Linked DNA regions of Mus musculus: regions 1 and 2 are each linked to region 3. Evidence: chromatin loops called from intact Hi-C (ENCODE). Cell type or tissue: heart. All regions are shown on one strand. Links, peaks and the distances in the headings refer to the core of each region. The heading gives the core; the rest is flanking DNA. Region 1 overlaps Helz (helicase with zinc finger domain). Region 2 has its middle 50 kb from the start of Cacng5. Region 3 holds the start of Mir7223 (microRNA 7223).

Evidence for each region. Peaks named below come from ENCODE experiments on the same cell type or tissue, not always from the same donor. Only the 100,000 strongest peaks of a DNase experiment are listed, where the experiment ranks them.
Region 1: a loop joins it to region 3, with 4 times the contacts of the local background. A loop is called at or near these places in 15 of 42 quality-filtered maps.
Region 2: a loop joins it to region 3, with 6 times the contacts of the local background. A loop is called at or near these places in 38 of 42 quality-filtered maps.

What each region holds. Positions count from the first base shown.
Region 1 is chr11:107,625,352-107,633,670 of GRCm38, reverse strand. Helz (helicase with zinc finger domain) reads right to left here. Exons shown (of 33, transcript NM_001368755.1): 16 at 6,957-7,136; 17 at 6,217-6,318; 18 at 1,321-1,499. Among named protein-coding and RNA genes, the nearest start is that of Mir6932, 8.2 kb to the left of the region's middle. In heart, for the core only: a CTCF peak has its summit at 4,002 (motif pointing left); no DNase peak of the experiment used is centred there.
Region 2 is chr11:107,860,472-107,868,790 of GRCm38, reverse strand. No RefSeq gene overlaps it. Among named protein-coding and RNA genes, the nearest start is that of Cacng5, 50 kb to the left of the region's middle. In heart, for the core only: CTCF peaks have their summits at 3,459 (motif pointing left) and 4,569 (motif pointing left); no DNase peak of the experiment used is centred there; H3K27me3 peaks cover 258 bases.
Region 3 is chr11:107,991,172-107,999,490 of GRCm38, reverse strand. All of the region lies in intron 8 of Prkca (protein kinase C, alpha), which reads left to right. It overlaps Mir7223 (microRNA 7223), which reads right to left and starts at 2,643; the gene lies at 2,575-2,643. In heart, for the core only: a CTCF peak has its summit at 4,782 (motif pointing right); no DNase peak of the experiment used is centred there; H3K27ac peaks cover 945 bases.

The DNA.
Region 1 (8,319 bases), core at 1,121-6,120, 360 kb after region 3:
CATGAGCAGTTGGCAATTACAGGAAGAGCAGGGCCAGCCCTGCTGAAGAGCATGCTAAAGACATTCGACGGTCTTCTCATGCTCAGGTTCTACCATACTCAACTCACCAGCTTACATCTGTGTGCTCATATAAATCAGACTGAGCTGGGCATGCTGGCTCACACGCTGGGAAGCCCAGCACTCGGAAGAGTGTGAGCTTAAGGCCAGTCTGGGCTAATAGCAAGCTCAATGCAAGCATAAGTTATAATTATAAAGTAAGACCCTATCTCAAAACCACAAAAATAAAAAGTTTAAATAAATGAAGAGTGATTTTTACATAGTCCTAGCATGTAAGAGTGCTTGCTGCATGATGTTAAGTTCTGTTAACAGCATGTTGCAGCACCCACACAATGAGCAGGGCATCCCACCTATACCTGTAGGCCCAGGGAAATCACTAGGGCTCACTGGCTTCCAGCCTAGCCAAGAAAATATGACCTCAGATACACGGAAGATTCTGCCTCAAAGGAATAGTCAGAGAGTGACAGGAGAGGCACCTAAAGGGCTCTCTGGCTTCCACAGGCACACACATGTGTGTGTGCATGGAGTCATCTGTGCATGGAGACACACAGACACAGGCATATGCACACGCGCCCCACACACACACTTGCACACTCACTTGTGCATGTAGACAGGCACATTCTAGCTCAAGTGTGCATGAAGACACATAGACAGACAGACACACACAAATAAATCCTTAAAAATAAGGAACCTTAATCAAGTGCCATAATTGCTATTTCTACATTACAAGATTCAAAAGCGGGGGCTGGTGAGATGGCTCAGTGGGTAAGAGCATCCGACTGCTCTTCTGAAGGTCCAGAGTTCAAATCCCAGCAACCACATGGTGGCTCACAACCATCTGTAACGAGATCTGACGCCCTCTTCTGGTGTGTCTGAAGACAGCTACAGTGTACTTATATGTAATAAATAAATCTTTAAAAAAAAAAACAAGATTCAAAAGCAACTTAGCAAAAACCTCAACAAAATCACACACACACACACACACACACACACACACACACACACACACAACTGTCCAAATTTGAACTGATCACTAGTGAACAGATACCAACTAGAGAACAGGTGAAATGGCAAATGTTTTTCAGTCAAGGGCCAAAGAGCTTCTGTCCCTGCAGAAGATCCTGCATCATAAAAGCAGCCGCAGACAAGAAACCAGTTAATAAAAGGACACAGGAAGCTGCATTCCGATGAAAGAGACCTGGCCAGATGTGGCCCACAGGAACCTGTCACTGGGAGACAGCCACCTGTGGCAAGTGGGCATACCAGGTTCCAGGTCCAGCTGGCAGAGGTACTGGGAAGTGCTCAGTGTGACCACCACCACTCGATGTTTAAGAATATCTTCCTTCTGGGGCATCTGAAAGGTGGACTGTGTGCTCGAGATCAAGCAGTACTGATGCACGACTGGGTGGACAGTCTTCACCCAGCGATTCCGGAAATACACCCTAGAGAGAAGACGGCACCTCCTGTTAGAGTGTTCATAGTCGCTGAAGATGAAAACACTACACTGTCATTTAAGAGCACAGTGCCAAAAATTAACAAATGAATCCCATCCATAATCATTCCAACCCTCTCAGAGTTTAAGGCTGTAGTAGAAAGCTGCCACGATACGCCCGTGATGACCTTCCCTGGCACATATTTTTACAAGATTTCAACATTAAGTATAGGTGCCACCACATACCTAACTTTTTAAGTATTCAGATTAATCTTGCAACAGAATTAGCACACAAATATATGTTTTATGAGCAATGGTTTTAAATTAAGTTTGAAACCTTCCATTCTTAAATTACCTTTTTCAATTACAGTCTTACTAAAATGTATTTGACTCTGATTTTAATTATTTATGCTACTACAAACCATGGAATTACATGCTTAGAATATTTTTACTTTAGAACAGTTTGTAATAATTTTACTTCAGAAAAGTTCTTAAAATTATTATTTAAAAGGCCTCTGCCTTGGCTTCTGGAATCTGAAGGTAAATTTTTGAATAAACTTTATCAAAAACTCTAAATGCAAATCTTAAGACATGTCATCTTTTCAAGTAACTACAGTAGAAAATATGAACAGGCCTCAGCTATAGACTACTCTGATGGACAGCTACAACCCATACATCCAGCCTCCACCATCCCCATCCACCTACATGACAGACCTACTGGCTGCTGACTATGTTATAGCACACAGGCAGAGTGCACAGGGCTCGGGAGCAACCACAGCAGCCTTGGCTTTGCTTTGGGTTTGATAAAAAGCCATCAAGTGGACAGGGCAGCTGTAATGACTCATGTCACTAAATTCTCTGATCTCTGGGCAGAAATTACTTAGGCAGAGTTTAAGGGCGGCACACTTAACAGATGGGGGCAGGGTTTCCGGCATGTGCTGGCTACCCCTGTGGCCAACGTCAATGGGTCTGCACAGTGCCAACAGACATGAACACGGAAAGAGGAGCTCATGACGGACCCTCATCATCTCATACATGGAGATTCTAACCCGGTCCTGAGGGACGGGGATGGAGAGGGGACTGCAGGGAGCAGAAGCAGCAGGGAGCAATGTCAGGTTAGTGCCAGGGTAGACAGGAGATGAGGGTGGCTTGGGAAGCAGCAGAAATATACAAACTGGATTCACTAGATATGTTAACAGAATGCAACTAGATATACTCATAAATGAACTAGTGGTAAAGATTAAGGCAATGGATGATTTGGTTTTGTTTTGAAACAGAGTCTGAGCCAGGCTGGCCTCAAACTCACTACACAGTGGCTAGAGAACAATCCGCCCTACTGGACCACTGTCCCTCCCTCCTGAGGGCTGCCTCTGGCTTTGGAAACTGCACGAATGGCAGTAGTGTTTACAAAAGTGGAGAAAGAAATAAAACAAATGTAGCCGTTTTCAAATCAGAGTATTAACAGTGGCAAATGATGCTTTTAAGTTCATTATCCAAAATATACAACTGAGAATATAAATATAACTCAGGGTAAAGCTTATATAATACGCTCAGAGCCCTGGGTTCCCAGCACCACAGGGGGGAAAGAAGACATACATAAATATACATGTGACAGCATATTTACATATTTCCTCAAAACAAAATATTTACATATTTCCATGACTTAAACTAATCCTTAAATATGGTCTAGTATATATAATTTTAATTCACTGGGGTCTTATACATGTAACAAATTCATATACAATAAGCAACTACAAATGAACTGATGACCCCCCCCTTTTTTTTAAGCAAATTTTTCTTTAAAGACTACCCAAACGGCAGCTGCTGTTCACTGGCGGAGCAGCGGTGGCTTCCTCGGCATGGCCGGCCCCGTGCACTGCTCGGAACACCTTATCCTCAGAGCCACTAACAAAAAGAAAACTGCTTTCCTCCTCCTTCTTCTCCTTGCTTTGCCTTCTTTTCATTTGTCTGTTTTATAACTTCGAGACAAACTTTCACTGTAGCTCTTGCTAACTCCTCACCCAGTCAAGGCTGGCCTCAGTCAGATTGGCAATAGTCCATCTGCCTGGCATCACAAGTGCAGACCACAGCCACCTGTGGCCCCCATCCAGCTTTTTATGTGCCTTACAAAAACAACTCAATTCTATTTCTTTTTGTTTGTGCATGTGGGGACAGAGGAGGTTTGCGTGTATGTGTAGTATAGGCACAGGGGTACAAATCTCCCAATTCTAAATAAAATAAAAACTGAAACTCAAACCTAAAATGTCAAAAAACGCCATATATTTTAGGTTCAGCTCAATTGGCAAGTACAAGAAATTGCATGATTTTTAACCCTAACAAGTGGGCCTGCCCTATTCACTACTATTGTTACTCAATGGCTGCTCCAACTATCTCCCAGGGCCACATCTATACCAGAGTGCAGGGAAGAAGCCAGTCTGTGGTCAGCCTTGCTCCGTAGCAACAGGCCTGTGTTCCTTCTCAGTCATCTGCGGACATCTGGTGCCCTCTTGTGTTCTGTCTCTGGAATTCCAGTAAAGCTGATTTCCTGCCTGGCGAGGGGTGCAGCAAGCCCTTGCCTAGCAGAGACAGGCTGTGAGGTTCCAAAACCCTCAGACAAAGCTGGTCTTCCAGAGCAGTGATTCATTCTTGTCCTCTCTGTCTCTCAAATCTCTCGCAGTTATTACTGAGTAGGAAAACTATCAGTTAACCTGAGCTAATGCTAGAGTGAGGCCTAAACACTCAAGACGACCGCTCAGCCTCTGCTTCAGGGTAGCACCTTTCCCGGAGAGAAGGCCACAGTGGATGTGCAGGGCTGCATAAAGCAAACTCTCGGGGCGCTAGGCATTTCCCCGTTCTCCTGTGTACTGCATGAAATAGCCTGAGCCTTGCATTGGGAAATAAATTATTTTTCTACCTTGGGTTCAACAACTCTTAGAGTCAAGAAGAAATGAAATCTCTGCTGCGGGTGGGGCAGGTTTCTGCACTTGGGCCAGTCTGACTACACTCGACTGGAAAATCAGTTACTATTACATATATGCAGATGCATCATGGTGGATCCTCAAAGCCCAAAATGATTCCACATGGAAATACCTAGAGAATTAACAGAGTCTACACTCTTAAACATCAAACACCCCATGCTATGTCCATAAGGGCTTCCCTCAACTGTTTCTAAGCCAGGAGCACCTTGACATCCGAGACCACCACATTTCATATACAACATGCACACTCACATACATGAACACACACACACACACAACACACACATTCACATACACGCACAGACACACCCATGCTCGAGCGCACCTGATCTACCAATAAATACTACTAGGGAGAACAGGCAGGGTAAAACGAAAGCTCCTCCTTGTCCTCTGTGAGGTCAGAGGTTAGAGGCCTTAGCCTTCTGTCACTGCATCCTTCAGTAAAATCTTCACTCAGAGAACAGTAAGCACGGTCTTTTATTATTACATGCAACAGGATCTTCTACTGTGGTGGTTTCTGCTGTGTCCTAGAGCGAGAGGACAACACAGTATGGGTGTCTGTGTTAACATGCTACACCACTGCTCTAAACACTTTCAAAGGGGGCTGTGGTCCCAGGAATTGAAGAACTGAATAGCATAACTTCTTATTTCCATGCCTGGGCTCAAGTAGAAGTGAGAGGTTAATAAATTATGGATCAAAGTATAGCTAGAAACTAATTTTTAAGCAATAATTAAGCTAGAGAAAATACCCAAGGAGCTAAAGGGAACTGCAACCCTATAGGTGGAACAACATTTTGAACTAACCAGTACCCCGGAGCTCTTGTCTCTAGCTGCATATGTATCAAAAGATGGCCTAGTCGGCCATCACTGGAAAGAGAGGCCCATTGGACTTGCAAACTTTATATGCCCCAGTACAGGGGAACGCCAGGGCCAAAAAGTGGGAGTGGGTGGGTAGGGGGCTGGGGGGGAGGGTATGGGGGACTTTTGGGATAGCATTGGAAACGTAAATGAGGAAAATACCTAATAAAAAAAAGCAATAATCAATAATCATTTGTACAATAGGCCATGATATATTAGTTTATAACATGGCAAAACTAAACATTATTTCACATAACAAAAGTAAGTGGTATAATATGATTCTGCAGTGTTTTCTGAAGGAAAAGATTTTTATTTTCCCATAATCTGTATATAAGTGCATTTTGTGTTCACAGTCACCGAACCTAAAATGTCCTTTGAAACCCTGTCTTGTACGTGGCAGCAAGAAGCCTGGAACCCGTCCTCGGAGTGCCGCAGAGATCGTTTCCATGCGTCATGCTTCTCTAACGTGCGGCTTCCGCAAACAACCACAGTTAACATTTCACTCCCATTAAGAGCTGTCATCACATGACTACTCTGCTGTACACAATGTGCCAGAATTTTAATCAAACTCAATTTGATTTAAGCTAATCAATTTTCTTTAACCACTTTTCTTATGCTATCTTTTAGATGTACATACCAAAATCTACTCCAACCATAACAACAGTTTTACATGAGAAACTTAAAAAAAGATGTCTTTCTGTATACATAATGTTTCAGAAATGGTACACAATTTTTACATTTTTTGCCTTAATTTAAAAGATTTTTTTCCAATGACATAACCTCCAAATGCCAATGCAGAGTTGATGCTCCCAGAGCCCCGCCATCTTTACAGACACCTTTTCTTAAGAACAACACAGTACAATACAGATACATAATAAGCCTTAGAAATACCTGAGAGGTCTTGCCTGGGGATTGCCTGCTTCTACATATGGATGTAAATAATCCTTTATGTAGAGGTCAGCAGCACTATTAGAATGGGTGCAAATGAGAATCCTGCTGAAATAAATGGTGCAAATAAAAAGAATGACACAACAGAAGCTAGTCAGGCAGTTCAACACCAAGAGAGCAGTGGCCATCTTACACGTCCATTTCCCGCGCCCCGCTCACATTCAACAGGACCCATGGTGCCTTTGGGAGTTATGTTACTCTAAGCTAAAGAGTAGCTCCCCCAAATAATCTTTAAATCTATCCACAGTCCATAGTAAGGATTTTTAAACCCAGCCCTTAGACTTTTAATATACCCATAATGTATAACAGCTATGTCAAACTACCGTGTCTACACTGTCAACTTGTTCTTGTTATTTGGGGAGTGGGGGGTGGGGGGGAAGGGGGTGTTTTTGAGTCAGGGTTTCTCTGTGTAGCCCTGGCTGCCCACTATAGACCAGGCTAGCCTTGAGCTCAGAGATCCAGCTGGCTCTGCCTCCCAAGTGCTGGGATTAAAGGCACAAGCCGTTATGCCCAGTTTACACTGCCTGCCAACTTTTACAACAGCATGTTCTAAGAGAATACAAACTTCATCGCTTTGAGGCTAGGAAGAGGATGAAAACTGTCTCACTGCCCTCATTCTCTCTCTAAAGCAAGGAGAGAGGCTCTGCCTGGTGAAGAGACAGGGCATGCCTCCCTCGGCTCACCTGGTCTCCTGCTGCTGCAGTATGTGCTTGGCCGCCTGAGCCAGAGTGAAGGTTTTGCCCGTCCCGTAGGGTCCAATGATGAGGACAGGCGGCAGCTGGATGGAGAGTGGAGTGGTGATGGCCAGAACAGCTTCTTTCTGCTTTGCATTTAGCCGAGGATCCAACTGCTCGTCCCACTGTCTGTAGAAAATACAAACCTGCTGTTTTAAACACACATCTCAGCGGTGTCGGCTTCACGACACTAACTCGCCCTGAGTGCACAGCATCGACAATAACCAACGCTTACTCCCAAACCTTTCCAGATAAATCAGAGTCAAAGGAAGGTGTTCTGCCATGAAATCAAAACTAACCCGAGTTAGATTCTAATCTAAAGAAATCAAACTTTTGTAGTCTATTTGCTGGTGATATTTCGAAAATGCAGAAAACTATTTCCCAAAGTGAGGAAGCTGCCATTCCCTCCACAGCAAATAGAATACAAAACCAACTAAGTCTCTACTGCTAACTTACTGAAAGGTCTCCAGACAGGCTTAGATCACAAAGGAAGGGAAAAAAACATCTGTATCTCCCTAGTTGAGAAATATCAAAGTTTTATAAATCTTGATTGATTAAGCAGAGGTTTATAAAAGGTATCAAACCAGACAGAGTATTTTCGAGTAGCCCACACACAGAGCCTCCACAGGGCTCCTGCTGTTGGAGTGAGGAGCACCTACTGCCGGAGCACGTGGGCTCTGCGATCCCCCCCACCCCCGCCCCGGCCCCTCCCATGGCGTGTGTATAATTTGAAGATTTAAATGGACACCAGATGCTGGGACAAATCAAACTAAGTCAAGGGTCAACAGTATTCTTCGTCACAACTCCAACCAAAGTACTAACTACAACAACAATTACGGTAAAATGGTGAAAGTACGAACAGAAACAGGAAGAATGTGAAGAAAGTACTGCCAAGTGTCTGCAGAACGACCCACAGACAAGAGCACAGACGTGAGACCAGAAGTCCTCAGTGAGGCCGAACTCTACATAGACCAGAAACTACTTACACTTGAAAAATGCTGTAACAGTCTGAGCTGTTGAAAAATTACAACTGTTACAGTGTGTTAAACTCAAACCAAAGATGTTCTTTAAATCTAAAATATCTTAGAAAACAAACTTTGAAGATAAAAACATGCCACTACTTAGTTTTCTGAATTTGGCAATTCAGCACTGAAAGAAAAAAGGAACTCTATACATATTGCTGTGCAGGAGCCAGCTTCCTTGTCACAATTCTTCCCAGACTGGCAATGCGGCCTGAGCTCGAGGGGACTACCATGCCCAGACCTTACATGAGACAGACACCGCCATGGTTACCCCCAAAATCATCCCCAGC
Region 2 (8,319 bases), core at 1,788-6,787, 130 kb after region 3:
ACAGTGCTGGAGATGACACCATGGTTTTATGCATGATAATCATGTGACTTTATGTTTTAATGAAATCATGTTGTTATAATACTGTGGATAATTCACCAAATATCCACGATAATGCTTGACTTCCCCTGTGATTTAAACTATGCTTTTGTGGCTGAATCTCCCATACCTGGCCCTGCTTCTTGCATTTCTCCTTGTCACTGGGTTTGTCCTCTTTACCCTCTGTCTGTCTGTCTGTCTGTAGAGTGCCCCACAGCTTGGAGCTTTATGGCTAGGTCCTCACGCCGCTGGTGATTTGGATTTTCTGATCCTTCTGTCTCCTGCGAATTAGCGTGTGAATCTAGACACTTACTTGAACACAGATCCAAGTACTGATACTTTTTCATGGGCCCTGTGATATATTTATCTACGGTTAACACGCAGAGTCCAGTTTTATTCTGTAGTGATTTTTAAATGGTGATGTTCCAATATCATTCCTCCTTTGTTTCTGAGGTGGGACACGACTATCTGAGAAGCTCCTGTCTAAACTCAGGTTTCTCTGTCTTGGTCCCCAAGCTGATCTGTACCCACATGTGAACATATGAGGTCCGCAGTTAGAGAGGCATTTGAGCTGGGTCCAACAAAGTCTAATAGCGACATTTTCCTGGGTCTCCCCAGAAGCCATTCTTCAATCTTCTCTTCAATTCATGAATATTCATGCCGTTCGTTCTGGCTCTGTGCTCCAGGGACATTAAACAACCCAAGTTCTCCAAAAGTCTGATCTGGAGGAAGGACTGAAGAATAATCAATCAAGCCAAGAGAGAAGAGACACACCATGAGGCTAGAAGGCCATTCAGAAGGAGGCTGGGACTGGGTCAGGTTCCCCCGTCACAGGATGACATTGCCCTGAGCTAGCCCCCTCCCTCCCTCACCCCCAGCCCCATTCTCACAGGGAGAAGAGCCTTTCCTGGATTCACAGCAGCTGTGAGTCACCAGCTTCCCTGCTCCAAACCCTACAGAGAAAAATGCAAATGGAATCTGGTGACTGGGAACTAAAGCCACTTCTGTGTGGGAGAGATGTTATAATACCAGGCTGTCGCCAAATTAACATTGTTAAACAAACGCGCAAAAATAGCAGCCGTAATTATCCCCGTACAGTAGCTCAATCTGCAGCTTTCTGTGCATTTTTGCTCACCCCCTAAATACAGGGCTGTCGTCTTCCCTGTTCCTTGGAGCTTCCTTCTTCCCTCAGCCAACTCCCAGAAACCCCCGTCTCCTTGGGAAACATGGCGGGGGATAATACAATGCTTCAACGCCTCCTCTACGCATCGATTCAACCCACATGCACGTGGAGTCCAAGAGGAGCTATTTGACTCAATCTCTCAACTCCGAGATATGGAGGCCTGGGTTTGCCTGACCTTTGCTCTTTGCCCTTTGTCCCTGATGCTCCACACGCTCCTCTGGCTGGCATCCCTCAAACTCCTCCCTCGAGACAGGGCTGCAATCAATGTAAAGACTGATATCTCTTCTCTGAACCACTCAGGGACAGAAGTGTTTGGGATCTCAGATTTAATTTTAGATTTTGGAATATTTGCGTGTCCATAACTCGACACCTCAGGGATGAGATTCGGACCTAAACACAAAATCCATTTATGCCTTAGATATAATCTTATGCCCATAGCCTGAAGGTAGTTTTCTTGAGATTTGGGGCTCTCGTAAATTTTTCCACCAACTTCAGCTCCCTGGGCTCAGCCCAGATCTCACATGGGTGCCCTTCTGTTCCCCAGGCCAGGCCTAGCAGTCACTCATACCTCTGAATGACTCCATATTCCTGCCGGTGAGATGACTCGGGATAACAGCACCCACCACCAAACTCGGGGCCCATATGGTAGGAGAGAACCAATTCCCACAGGATGTTCTCAACAACCACATGTATGCTACAGCATACACCCCGACTCCTCACCCCGCCACACACAGCTAATTAACTAGTTAAAAAAAAAATTTAAGCCAGGCAGTGGTGGCACAGGCCTTTAATTCCAGCACTTGGGAGGCAGAGGCAGGAGGATTTCTGAGTTCAAGGCCAGCCTGGTCTACAGAGTGAGTTCCAGGACAGCCAGGGCAATACAGAGAAACCCTGTCTCGAAAAACCAAAAAAAAAAAAAAAAATTAAAGACTCTACAGTCACACAGTCTTGCTTCCCCAGTAGCTTGGCTTCCTGAGCTATTGACAAAAGTAAACACCTTTTCTTATCGCTGTGACCTATAAGACCTTATTGACATTTGCAGCGATATTTTTACACCACAATCGAAGATCAGCCAAGAACGCAGTGGGTGTCACATAAAAGCCTTGGTCCTGTGTGCAGCATTGTTGCAAGCCTGCTAGCGTCGTATCCACTAGTGACATTATATCACCCTTTGTGGTAGTAAAGAAACCAGTTTCAACTATAAGGTCCGGTATGGAGTTTCCTATCATCTTCAAAGGTGTCACTATTTGGAGCATCTCAGGTTTTTTTGTGGGTTTTTGGTTTTTGGGGTTTTTTTGTTTGTTTGTTTTTTGGGGTTTTTTTTTTTTGATTTTTGTTTTTTGGTTTTTTGGTTTTTTTTTTTTTTTTTTTTTTGGACTTTCAGATTATTGGTTCCCAACCTGGACCTGCCTGTGACACCATGGCTGCTCTAGGGATCTCTCTGCCTCCTGCTCATCCTGACCTGTACCCCCCACTACCCCCTCCTACCTATCCCCACCCCCTACCCCAGCCTGCATAGGGCAGCTATCTGAAGGAGAACTGGAGCAGGTGGGGGGGGGGGGGTGTCTCAAGCATAAGTTGGCTTCCTGGCAAGCTGGAGTCAGAACAGGAAGTCCAGGCCAGGAGATGGGAGGGTCAAGAAGATGTAATCTCAGTAACACATCCCCCAGGATCTGCTCAGGATAGCTCATGGGGTCCACAGAGCAATAGTCCGCTCCTCCCTCTGCCTCAGCTGGTCAGTGATCTAACCCTCCACCTTCCTTCCGTGCCTCTCGATTAGATACTACAAAGGTAACTTGTTACTGGGAGGATATACATCAAAGGTGGCCGCCGTTAGTCCACCGGGCATGTAGCCACTTAGGAGGACCTTTCCAAGCCCCGGCTCTCAGCTGGGGCCAGGAGTGAAGATAAGAGCAGTCAAGCTCACCCTTGGCCCTCTAGGATGCTCACAGTCAAGCAGCGAGGCCATGGTGAAGATGCTAATGATTATTGTCATAGTTTGGTAGACACATGTCATACCCGGAACCCCCCTCAGTGAGGGTTTTGGCAACCCAACTTCTAGCTGGCTGCTGAGACAGCTGTCAGTAGACAACCCTCGGCCAACAGCTCCTCCCTTTGGGAACCTCAGTCCTCCCTGGACAGCCTACATCCAATGACAGACAGCTTGCTACAAAGGCACTGAAATCAGAACAACTCGCAATACTACTAAGGTTCACCGGCCTATAGCACCCCCTAGGGGTCGAGTCGGGACTACATCTAGGCTCACCTCTTGGAAGCTGTGCCTTCCCACCTTTCCGTTTTTTCAAGGGCTGAGCTCTAGGACACTGTCCCAAGGCCTGTCAGCTTGGCATTTTGTTCCCATCGTTTGCTTCCCAAGAGCCATGGGACTGCTCATGAGATCAGCAGGCTTGCTTTCACAGCCTCCTGCACTTGCTGGTAGCTGCAGGAATGGACCACAAACAGCATCTTTCATTTCTGTGTGTCCCCTTGTCCTTCTCACTGTCTTCTGGCCACAGAGATGACAAGGGACACAGACAAAGCTGATGGTAGCCCTCATATGGGCTGCATGGTTGGACGGGAGAGCCAGGCACTAGACAGACCCCCTGTGCCCATTCCATGATTAGCCTAACTATGCACACCATTGTCTTTTGTCTCACAAAAGGACTGAGTGAGGAATCCAACGTCACACAGCTAAAAGGTCATAAGTTATGGACCAGATAAATTTTGCCACAGGGACTCTGGGTGTCCTGGGATATCCTTAAAGTGTCCCTAGAAAAGTAAAGGCAGGGAAAGAGATGTTAAAGACCTCCATGCTTATTCAGCAAGGCACTTACTTGACCCATGGAACTATCTCCCCAGCCCACTGTGTGATTTCAGACTCCAGCATCCAATGCTAGGGGCTGTGGCTTACCTTGATGTGGACAGCCTGCCTTCTCGTTCATTTAGTTTGTTAAGAAAATGTTGAGCCTGGCAAGATGACTTAGCAGGTAAGTGGCTTGCTGCCAAGCCTGACAACTGAAGTTTGATCCCTGGGGCCCACGTGCTGAAAAGAAAGAATGGACTCTGGTGGGTCCTCTGCATGCCCCCCCCCCCATTGGCACACATATGACCACACACATATACACCTACACATACGTGATAAGTACATGGCTAGCCAATGTGCACAAGCACATTGGAAATTGATTTTTGGGATCTGAAGTCAATACTCTGCATTTATTCCTTATCACATAATACATGTGCATATTCAACACAGAACGGGTACCATCCAAGAATCGTTTCTTCTCCCCAAATTCAAAGCTTTCCCAGGTCTATAAGGAAAAGAAGTAACCACTCTGCCCTCTAGTGGCCAGTTTGTCATCGCCGTTTCCCTTCATCTGTCCTTGGCCTGGGGTGTTGCCAAGAGGATTCCCTTCACAGTCAAGCATTGGTATAAGGCAAGTCTACTCTTGGAAATGCAGAAGATGTGGTCATTTCAATAGCCTTGTCCCATCCCCAGACACCCACCTACTGTGTTTGGCATTTATGGCAGCCTAGAGGAGCCAAGAGACCTCTGTCTAACAAAGGCCTAGGACCAAGCTTAATACCCAGTGTATCCCATCTTACCTCGAGACAGTCTGAAACTTCCATAAAAGTTCCCAATTCCAAACACAGATCTTATACTAAAGGCTCCAACTCCCAATGGCAAATGGTACCTTTAGTGCCTTGGTGATTTCTTTCCCCCCACATTATTCCTAAGCCCAAAGACACACCTAGTGGTGTAGTTATTAGGCAATCGTTTATGGACCCCATTCCCTATTCCATTCTGGAGTTGCGCTTGTCCTGGGGGATGGATGTTCTGTCCCCCTGTGGATGGGAACAATATCCACTGTGACCTTGTTTCTCCAGCCCTACCACAGGCGCTGTTCTTGAGCTTGTCTTCATCTTTGACCCAACCCAAGTAGTGATTTCACTATCCATATTGTTCTTTCTGAACCTTCTGTGTTCCCTGTGCCCCTAGGACATGAAGGTCCCTGTGGTGGTTTGGATAAGGATGACCCCCATAGGGTCGTATGTGTGAATGCTTAGTCCTCAGGGAGTGGCTACAAAGAATTAGGAAACATGGCTTTGTGGGAAAAAGAGTGTCACTGGGCTTTGGGGTTTCAAATGCTCAAGCCACACCCAGTCTCTCTCTCTCTCTCTCTCTCTCTCTCTCTCTCTCTCTCTCTCTCTCTCTTTCTCTCTCTCTCCCTCCCCCTTCCCCTCTCCCCTCCCTCCCCACCCCTCTCTCTCTGCATGCTGCCTGCAGTTCCAAACATAGAACTCTTCAGCTACTCTCCAGCACCAGGTCTGCCTGCCTGCATGCCGCCATTAGACAATGGACTACACCTCTGAACTGTAAGTCAGCCCCAATGAAACATGTTCCTTTATAAGAGTTGCTGTGGTCAACGGTGCCTCTTCACAGCAGTAGACAATGACTAAGACAGTCTATCCTGGACCATATCTGGAGAGACTCATACAAGCCTTAAATGGCCACACCCAAGAAATAGTTTAATCGTGGAAATCTGGCAGACACTTCTGTGTTTCCCTCAAACAATTAAAAACTCTCTGTGGGTCGTCAGGATGGTTTGGCTGCTAAAGCGGATTGACATTGAAAATCAACGTGTAATTATTAAAACCCACATAGCCATCTTCTGACCTCCTCAGGTGTGCCACGATACTTGTCTGCCCACACACATGCACACACAAAATAAATAATTTTTTTCTTAACATCCTAGAGGGCTGGGTTGTAGCTCAGTTGAGAGAGCGATTGCCTCCCAAACAGGAGGTTCTGGGTTCAGTCCCCAGGGACCACAATAACCAGATGCAGTGGTGCATGTCTATAAATCCCAGCACTCAGGAGTCAGAGGGAGGAACGAGTTTCAAGGTCAACCTTAACTAATATGGCTTGATCTATATGAGAAACCACTTCCAAATCGGCTAAAACAAAACATACTACTGACAAGCCATGCTTGTATTTTTTGCTTAGGAAGACTGAAGCAGGAGGATTGGAAAGCCCAAACAAAGAAAGAAAATAGCAGCAACACACATACACACAGGCAAGCACATATGCACAGGTGCATGCTCACACTCACATGCACACACACTGCCAAGCTTCTTAGAGCAGAGCAGGTACCCCCTGCTAGGAAGATACTATTGTCATAATTAAGCCAAAACCCTGCACAGAGGCTCTCAGTTGGGCCGAGAACGTGATACATTGTTGCAAAATTCCATCACCTCCAGCTGAGGAAAAGAAACAATACCAGTGCTCTAACAACCACCTACAAAAACTCTCACCATCAATGAACTCTAAATGAGCCAGAGCCAGAGAAGGGTGGTCACGGAGGCAGAAGCCATGTCTCCAGCCTCTGGGTCAACCTGGGGCTCCTGAGACAGTGGCCAGAAGGCTGAGTGTGCTGCAGGCTTTCTCATCGTCAGTCCTCAGCTCCAGATCTGGAAGTATATGCCACTCACTCCCTAGACGGATCCTCCTTCCAGGATATACTTCTAAACAGCTCAATGGATTTGGACTCCTCAACTTCAAAACAGGTTTTCTGGCTCAGCAGAGATCCATCTGCAGCTGACCTGGGGGGTCATTTAGGGAAACAAGTACCCCTTTGCCAGAGCTCAGCTGGTTGGCATGGAAACGCATGGAGTACAGATGCTCTTCTAGCAGGTTCTGGCATATTCTGGGCAGAGCATACCTAGCCCGCTGCTTCAGCACAGCTATCTCTCTGCTCTGGGTTCTCTGACTGTGGCTTCATCTTGCAGCCATTGTCTCCTATTGAATGTTCAGTCGATAAATGATGGGGAAGCCATATAGAAGGTAAATACAAATGAGCAAAGAACATGAGAGATGGCTCAGAGGTTAAGAGTGGGTACAGTATACTGTTCTTGCAGGATACCCACATCAAGCAACTTACAACTGCCTGTACTTCAGTTCCAGGGCTTCTAACACCCTCTTCTGACCTTCTGAGTTTTGCTTGCACACAAGCAGTTTACCTACAGACAAGCAGGAACGCACACCATCACATAAATAAAATGGAACAGATGTGCAAGGAAGCTTTCATGATACTGGTCAGAGGAGGGCTCTGTAATCTGGGAGGGCTTCCCTGAGGAAGAGGCATTCCCAAGCAACTCTGAGGAATGAGTGAGTGCCTCAGCAAAGGCCTTGGGCAGTTTCCTTCTGGGGGACAGGTCATACAAAGGCTCTGGGGTGAGGCCGTGTCTATAAATAACAGTTGTATACACTACTCAGCATTTTTTCAGTGGAAGTAAAGGGTGTTTCAGAGAGTCATTTTTCCATAGAAATGTTCAAGCCATAGCTTCTCCATATTCGTACAGACAGATGTCTGTCTTGCCTGTGCCTGGGTGTTCTAAGTCAATAATCTATGTCTGGATACTTAGCGGGGTTCTCAAAAGGAAAAAAGGTTATTTTTTATTTATGTATTTAATTTGTGGGGTGTTTTGTCTGCATGTATGTCTATGCACCAGTTGCATGCCTGGTACCCACAGAGGCAAGAAGGCAGTATTGGATCCCCTGAAACTGGAGTTCAGGCAGTTAGGATCCTCCATGTGGTTGCTGGGAATTGAACCCAGGACCTCTGGAAGAGCAGCTTGTGCTCTGAACCACTGAGCCATCTCTCCAGCCCTAGGTCAAGTTTTTAGTGTGTGCATTCTGTGTTTGTTTCAACTTACTCTCCAGAAAGGTTGGGAAGCCACTTGTGCTGGCTGAGTGCCACCACGTGACAGGTGTTGCACTGCGTACTCTGTGTAAGTTGTCTCACAGTAAATGTTCAGAATGGCCAGAGAGGGTGGCTATAGAAGCATACTTTGTAAGCATGAGGGCCTGAGTTTAAAGGAGGAGGAGGACGAAGAGGAAGAGGAGGAAGAAGAAGAGGAGGAGGAAGAAGAAAGCTAACAGAGTGGTATGTGCCTGCAGTCCCCGTGCTGGAGAAGTAGAGACAAGCAGAGCTGCAGGCTCGGTGGACAGCCAACATCACCGAAACAGTGAGTTCCAGGCAAGTGAGGCAAAGCTGGCATTGGGCAGATAAACTAAAGTGCTTGTCTCCAAGTGTGAGGAC
Region 3 (8,319 bases), core at 2,131-7,130:
GTCAGCTCCCCACCCCCTCCCCCACCCCCTCCCCCACCCCCTCCCCCCCACCCCTGTATAAGAGGGTATTGGTTCATTGTCCCTGATGTATTTGGGATGGTGAAGCTTTCTAGTCACAATGGGCTTCTATCCCGGGGTGTAGAGCTGAGGGACGGGAACCCTGGTGACCTTCCCTTCAGTTGACCAGGATGGGCCAATGCCTGTCTCCCAGCTTGTTTCCCTGGGGAAAATCTCAGGCATCTCCAGTTCCTTGAGAGCCTCCACATCCTCAGGAAAGCGGATTTTGTTAGGAGCATGGAAACGTGCTGGAGATGTCACTCAGGGAAGAGTACTTGCTCCATGGGTGGGTGTGGGTGGGTGTGGGTGGGTGTGGCTGTGGGTGTGGCTGTGGGTGTGTGGGTGTGGCACCCGGGTTTGATCCACAGCATGGGATAAGGAGCAGGGCATGGAGGAGGCACCTGCCTGTAACCCTAGCACTCAAGGTCACCTACAAGTTCAAGGTCACCATAGGCTACATGCAAAGTTCAAGGCCAAGCTGACTTACAAGGGCCTTTGGTGGGTGGAGAGTCACCTGGCCTGGGGTAACTTGAACTGGGAAAAGAAAAAAAAAAAAAAAAGACTTGTATGGGTTGTTTTATTCTAACTTCTGAAGAGTAATCAGTGTGTAGAGTCATTGAGAACCCAGCTATGCCCTCCTGGACATGCATACTAACAAGAATGCCCTGTTACCCAGTCACACGGATTGGTGCCTAGCAAAACATATCCACAGGCACAGTGGAACTGTTCCATACAACACATGTTAATGCACAGAAATGTTCTGAGGAGGGTGAGAACAGGCCTGCCCACATGTGGCTTGGTCCTAGGATTCTCACTGTTCTAACAAGTAACAAGGGTGAGGTGGATCTACACCTCTCTAGGGGCTACTGCTACTGGGCAGCTCCAGGAAGATCCTCCTTCCTTTGGGTAGCCTGAATCCACATGTGTCATCAAATGACTGCTGCCTCCCACCCTTTCTGTATTCTAAATGACACCTAGGTCGGGGAGGCTCCAGCGTTTGTTTCATGGTGCTGTATGCAGATGAGTGTAAGGACCATTCAGGGTTATTTTCAAGAGCTCTGTCTCCTCTGCCCTCTGCTGTCTGTCTTTTTAAAGCCTGTTTCTCGATGCTGGGCTTCTTTGGAGAAACAGTTTTGGGGGGCAGGGAGGAGAGGTTTGAATACACCAAGTTACCAGACAGGACTTCCCTTGGAGTAGCCCCTTCTGTCTCCTAAGAGTAAATAGTTGCAAACACTTCCGGTGGATGAGCCACTCTGATGGAACCTTCTGAGCCACCTAAACCTTTTACCTGTGTGAGGTGACAGGCCTAAGGGGTGTGTCTTTGTCCTTCTAACTATGTTGGACACAACCCTTCTACAAAGAAGTCATATTCAAATCCTAAGGCTGTATTTCCTAACATGACTGAAAAGGGAACCAGAGAGGGGTGAGGCTGGAGAAGCGGCTCAGAAGCTTCCTCCCTGCACCTCTCTGGCCACCCACAGGCACCTGAATGCCCATCATACACATAAATGCATGCAGGCACACACGCATGCACATAAATGCATGCAGGCACACACACATGCACATAAATGCATGCAGGCACACACGCATGCACATAAATGCATGCAGGTACACATACATGCACATAAAACCATGCAGGCACACACACATGCACATAAATGCATGCAGGCACACACACATGCACATAAATGCATGCAGGCACACACACATAAATGAATATTCTTTAATAAAAGAAGGGGAAGGGGAAAATGAGTCAGCAAAGCTATCAGCTCTCCCGATCCCCCTCCCAGCAGGTAAACTGAGGTTCTTCCCAACTCGCTACCCCCTTTGAAGAGATCGGTCCTCTCCGCGGCTGGTCACTCTCACCTCCCTTGGCATTCCAGGAAGCAGCATGGTACAGTAGCAGGAAGTGTCACATTCCTAAGCTGAAGCCCATCTTTGCCACTGCCAGGCTGTGTGGCCTTGGCATTCTGTCATCTGGCTGGCCTGCCTCTCCTCAGACTCTAAGTCCAGTATGGAAGAGAGGCTTGCAAGGCTGCTTGGACAGTTAAGCAAGTAAATATAAAAGGTGCTTAGAGCTAGACCTCTTCCTCACTCTAACAAAACGCCTAACAAACAGTGCAGTAGGCATGGTGAAAGAGGCAAAGAAACTGGTCACATTGCCTCTGTGCACAGGAAACAGAGACTAGAGAGGAGGTAGGGCTAGGCCCATCCCCACTGACCATGTCCTCCAGCAAAGCTCTCCCTGATAAATGTTCCAAATCATTCCTAAGCAGGGCCACCAGTGGGAACCAAGTATTCAAACACATGAGCCTCTGGGGACAGTTCACACCCAAGCCACAGCAAATCTAGGCCGCGGGTGGGTGGTTTGCTCCACTTCGCCACCTGGGACAGAGAGGCCATATGGCTCAGCTCGTTGTGTGTTACACCACAGAGCCTCCTTCCAAAGTGTGTTCCATTTGCTCTTAGTCTATGTATTTCTTGTGCCCATTTCATGATTGACCCTAGGAGAAACACCCTAGCTTGTTCGAGACAGGGAATGTTACCAGTGTGGGTATGACACACCCCGACACCTCAGCAAAGCTAGAGTGCAGTCACCCCCCACCCCCACCCCCACCCCCACCCACACACACACACACCTACCTCAGCATGGCTTTGCTCTTGCTTGGCCACAAACTAATCTTTACCTTGTGGGCTTTTCTGAAAATAAATCTGTCAGCAACTAGCCCATGCCTGCCCCCAGAGACTGTGTGTCTCTCAGCCGACAGGCCACACAGAAATAAGCAGGGTCTTTGGTCTCAGCAAGGGCCATAGCTGAGTGGCCACATTTGCACAAAGCTGATGGCTTGGGGTGGGGGTGGGGTGCAGGAAGCAATGCCACCATGCCCCATTTTGTATCTGAGGTCACCTTTCTGTACCCCACACTGTTCCAGTCCCCAGCACAGCATCCTTGAAGGTCACAATAACACATTAGAAGATCCCGTTGGCTCTTTCTTGAACTACTGTGCAAAAGTCCCCCAAACACTTTCGAAGCCTCTGGGTCACAGCTCGAGGACCTAGGACTCCGCCCTTGAGCCTGCTCGTGATCTGCTTCCTCCTCTCTGCTACACTCTGCAACACAGTCTACACCTCAACTTTCCATGGCTCCCCAGAACCCCGAAACCCAGAGCACCACAGAAAAGTAACCCCCACTCCCAGCAGTCTCTTGCACCAGGCTGGTGCCCCCCTTCACACACACACAGAAAAAGGTATAGATTTACACCTCTCTCTTGCACTGAAACTCCTTCTCCAGAAACCCCCCGCCCCTTTCCTCTGAAGACCGACACTGGCAGTAGAACCCTGCGAACTGCCTGGCTTTCTGTGTCTACCTCATTGGGAGTCTTCCTGCTGAAGCTTCGTCTCTTCCTCTCTAACGATCCTGAATCTCTTCTGATACTGCTTGCCACCTGTCATGGCTATGGCTAGACACTGCCATTGAAGCAACACCCAGTTGCGGTCCAGTAGAAATAAAAGATCTGACTTGGAGAAATAGCTCAGCCATTAAAAGTTAGTTTCACAAACAAAAATATAGGAAATTTAAAAATCCAGTTCATCTCTGATGAGGTAACATTTCAGTCCATTTTACAGACGACAAAACTGAGGCCCCAGAGAAAGTAAGGATACCATATGTGGCATTCCAGTCTGTGACTGGGAGGGTCCAGCAACCATGCTCAGCATCACTCCTTCCCTGTGAGCTGATGGCCACAGACTTCAGAGAACACAGAACAGTGCCTTGGCAGCCAATCCTGGAAGCAGGGGTCTCACAGAGCTATAATTGGATGCCTGGGCTTTAAAAACCAGGATGGTTTTAAAATGTTCCATGCACATGGACTAAAACAGAACACTGTGGAAGTTCTGTGCTAAATTTAATGGTTGTTGGCTCTCCTTTTCAAAATGCTTGTTTCTGTCAATTAGAGAGAGTTTAGAAAATCCTTACATTTCACTGATTGAACAAGTGGATTGAACAGCATTTCAGAGGCAAACTCATAAAAAAAAAAAAAAAAAAAACCAGAAACAAAGACCTCTGTGTAAAAAAACCCAGGTTCGAGCCCCTTTTGGGGAGGACCAGGGTGGGGGTGGCACGGTACAGCTCTCTGTTCATCTTTCCTATCTAAACCACCACGGAGGAAAGCGAGCTTCAGTGTCAAGCCTGGCTGGGACAGTTTGGGCACTTGCTTGGATTCTTCTGGTCCGGCTTCTTCTGGCTCTTCAATTCTAGCTGAACACCCCAGAGTTGACTTTTTCATTTGAATCCTGCCCTCGTGTGAAAACTACCACCATCTCTCACCATTCCCCCACACCATGCCTCTCAGCCCCCTCGGGGGTCCCTGACAATGCCCACTGCCTCCCCCGCCTCTTCCGATCCACTCTTAGTTGTGTGGTTTGCGGTGCCTGAGTGTGGAAGAAGGTTTTAGAACATTCAGAAGACACAAATGCTCTATTATCATTTGAGCTTTGCAGTTTCCTATAAGCATCTGGCCATTTCAAAACTCCCACTGACACCGGCAGACACTTGGCTCTCTCATGTCTGTGGTTCCTGTCATCTCTGTAAAGGTCTGTCTGGGAAGATGGACCACTTCATTCACACCACTTTGCATTATTTATCTGGACTCTGCTTGAACCTTGGGCAAATCTCCAGGCAAAGATCTTCATCAGGGTGCAATCACTCCAGGAGCTGAAGACCACAAGAGGGCAGTAGAGACTGGTAAAAGAAAGACTCCCTGCACCTTGACGAACACAAGCCACAACAGAAGCAGAAACTTGCCTGGGCCTCTACTTGTTCATGAACAGGAATGGCAATGAAATGATCACTTCACGCTCCCAGTTGCTCCCAATTTTAGGCAACAACCTCCGTCCTAAAACAGAGGCGGTCAAGGGCCGTCGACACAGGTCTTGTTGCTGCTTTCTATCTGCCCTTGCTTGCCCAGGAACTGTTTTCTCAGGAACAGAGAATCCCCTGCCTTTAAGAAGCATTGCTGACAGTCTGGAAAACCAATACTGGGACAGCATGTGTGAATTCAAGGGACTCCGATCCCACAAAGCCTGTGTGGTGGTGATCCAGGTGCTCCTGGCAGGAAAAGCAATGTGTTAGTGTGAAAAGAGTCTAAACATAATATGCCACAGCCATTCCCTAAGGTGGACATTGCATGAATTGGCTGTCAGCCCTGGGAGGTGAGGGGATTGGGGGGGGGGGGAGGCAGACTACATTTTCATGGGTGGAAACACCTAGAAAAGGTAACAATGGGATGTTCGTCAAAACAGGATCCTTTGGGGAATCCCAGGATCCTCCCATAGCAGCTGGGAAGGACTAAAGGCAAACAGCTTTCTAGGGAGCACTTACCAGGTGAGGCAGGCTAAGCTGCTTCTAGGAATGGCCAGGTCTACCCCAGAGGACTTGGAGGCAGTTAACTGTTGCTGGTGGGGGGAGGGGCACACCCTCCCTGAAGAGCTATTGGCAGTTAGTGGTAACTGGGGCTGGGGACGAGGGGCAGTTTTTTTTTTTTTTTTTTTTTTTTTTTTTTTTTTAAGACAGGGTTTCTCTGTATAGCCCTGGCTGTCCTGGAACTCACTCTGTAGACCAGGCTGCCCTCGAACTCAGAAATCCACCTGCCTCTGCCTCCCGAGTGCTGGGATTAAAGGCGTGCGCCACCACCGCCCGGCAGCAGTTACTCTTAAGGTGCCTGTGCTCCTGTTAACGCTAACAAAACTCAGTTCGTTCGCCAGAAAACGAAGGAAGGAAGAAGCAAAGGGGGTGGGGGGAGACTTGAAAGTGGAGTGGAAATTAGTGAGGGAGAAACAGGAATCCAGGGGACAGGAGGAAAACAGGAGATGATAAGGTGTGTGTTTTGGGGGGGCGGGGGGTGGGATCAACATACTCTGCATACATGTGTGAGGAAGAGATGAAGCAGGCTCGATAGGCATGCCATCCATCACTGGATGAGCCAAAGAACACGAAGGAAGAACAGATGGCCATAAAGAGAATAGCAATGTCTACTAGAAACAAACCAGGCTTGGTAGGAAAAAAAAAAACCACCAGGGAAAGCTCTAAATCGACCCCTGGGGCCACATTCCCCCACCTACCCACCCATGGGGTGTGACCTGGTTCCCATAGCATAGGGTTCCATCAGCTTCCTGTGGCTTCCTGGCTTCATTTTAACAGGGGCAACCACCTCATTGGCTACGACCATAAAAACAGTTCTCACTAAGGAAGTGGCTTTCTGTGTATCCCCCGTCCTTGTGCATCCTTGAGTTAAATGCCGCCTAGTCTGGCAACACAGCCTTATTGTCTTGTGCCACTTGGGGAATCAAACGTCACAGAAGAGACCGAACGATAATTTAATTCAGGTGTGTTGAGAAGTTTCCATTTTCTCTGTCCTGGTAAGTTAGCCAGGGACACAGGCATCCTATCAAGTCCAAGTGCAGGGCTGGGGGTGTAGCTCTTGGTAGAGTGTTAGCTAGCTTCTAAGCTTGGAGGCCCTGGGTTCAGTCTCCAGCACTGAAAAATAAAACCTATGAAACTGTAAGAGGTCCAGTGCAGCTGGAAATGAATGACTTGAGGATCCGTGCACCCCGGAAATGGACCCCAGCCACGGCCTGTCATCCTGACGCACAGCCACACACTCACTTGTCTGATCTCGTGCTGAAGCAGCCGAGCACTCTGTCTGCACCGCCAGAGCTAGTTACTGAACCTTCGCTATTGCTCCCAGGGTGGTATGCCACTGCAGAGATAAGAGTCTGGGCTTCAGAAACGAGGGAGGAGAGGAGCCTAGACATGTCACCCCGACTCCTCATCTGCAATGCGAACAGCCTTGTGTCTCTTGTCTCCAAACTCTTTCAGAGGTTAGACTGCTCTGTCATCCTCCTGTGGTTGGGGGACACCCAGCCTGGGGCCACCTGCAGTGCAGGGGGATCAGCTTCTGCAGCCAGTGGATCCAGAGCCCTGCACTGAGGACAATAGCATCCTTCTCTTCCTCCACAGCACTACCACAACCTTGTGAGGGGCTGGAGGGTGCAGATGGCTCTGGAGAGCATCTGCAAGGTTCACGCATCCCCATCCGCACTCGGGTGTCTTTGCTATAGGTAGGAAGACTCCCCAGAGACCCTTCCAGGGCTGGCGGGGCTGACTGTGGTTCTGAGGAGCATGAAGAGTACACTCCTGTCATCTGTTTGTGACTCCTGGCTTGGGAAGAAAACTCTTAGTCATCGGGTGTTAACAGTCACCCAGCCCCACCCCCTAGTCCCAGAGTGTAGCTGCAGTGTGCGTAAACAAAGAAAAGCATGCAGGCAGAAGGACATGGGTGACATAGGAGGTGACCTTCCCTAGGGGCAGCTGCTTGCTTTCTGTCAGGTAAACTTTTCTCTGGCTGCTGTAACCAAACCACGCAAGCCACAAGCCTTCCAGTGATCCATTGCTCACTGACTTAGAGGCTAGAGGCTTCAGGGTGAAGGCACAGACAGATTGGCATCTGGTTCATAGATGGCCCCTTGCTCCTGAGTCCTCGCCTACTGGAAAGCACAAGACCCTTTCACAAGGACACTCACCGATCCAGTTATGATGGTGGAGGCAGGCCTTGTGACTTCCCCACACCTTCATGTTAGGGGTTAGGGTTCCAACATGTGAATCTGGGGCATAAACATTCAGGCCATGTCACCTTCCCAGACTGTTCCTTCTGGTATGTCAGACATGGAGCCCACAAGCCTCATAAGGAAGCATGACTGAGAATACCTGTGAATGTGACCTAACACAAACTCATCATCTTACTTAAAACATTAAGACGTGTTCCTGTATGTGTGTGTGTGTGTGTGTGTGTGTGTGTGTGTGTGTGTGTGTGTAAATATTTTTAATTCCAATTGTAAGGCTCTAGAGCAGTGGCTCTCAACCTTCCTAATGCTTTGACCTTTAATACAGTCCCTCACATTGCGGTGAACCCAAACCATAAAATTATTTTGTTGCTATTTCATAACTTTAATTTTGCTACAGTTATGAATCATAATGTAAATCTAGTATGCAGGATATCTGATATGCGACCCCTGTGAAAGGGTCATTTGACACCCAAAGGACTCTCGGCCCTCAGGTTGAGAGCCGCGGCTCTAGAGGATGAACTTTGAGATGATGACATCATTTCCCAATATCAAAGGTAGACACACCTGAGTGAAGATGGTCTCAAAGCCAGATCGGAAAGAATGCTGCTAGATGTCCCAACCAACATATACACATGTCCT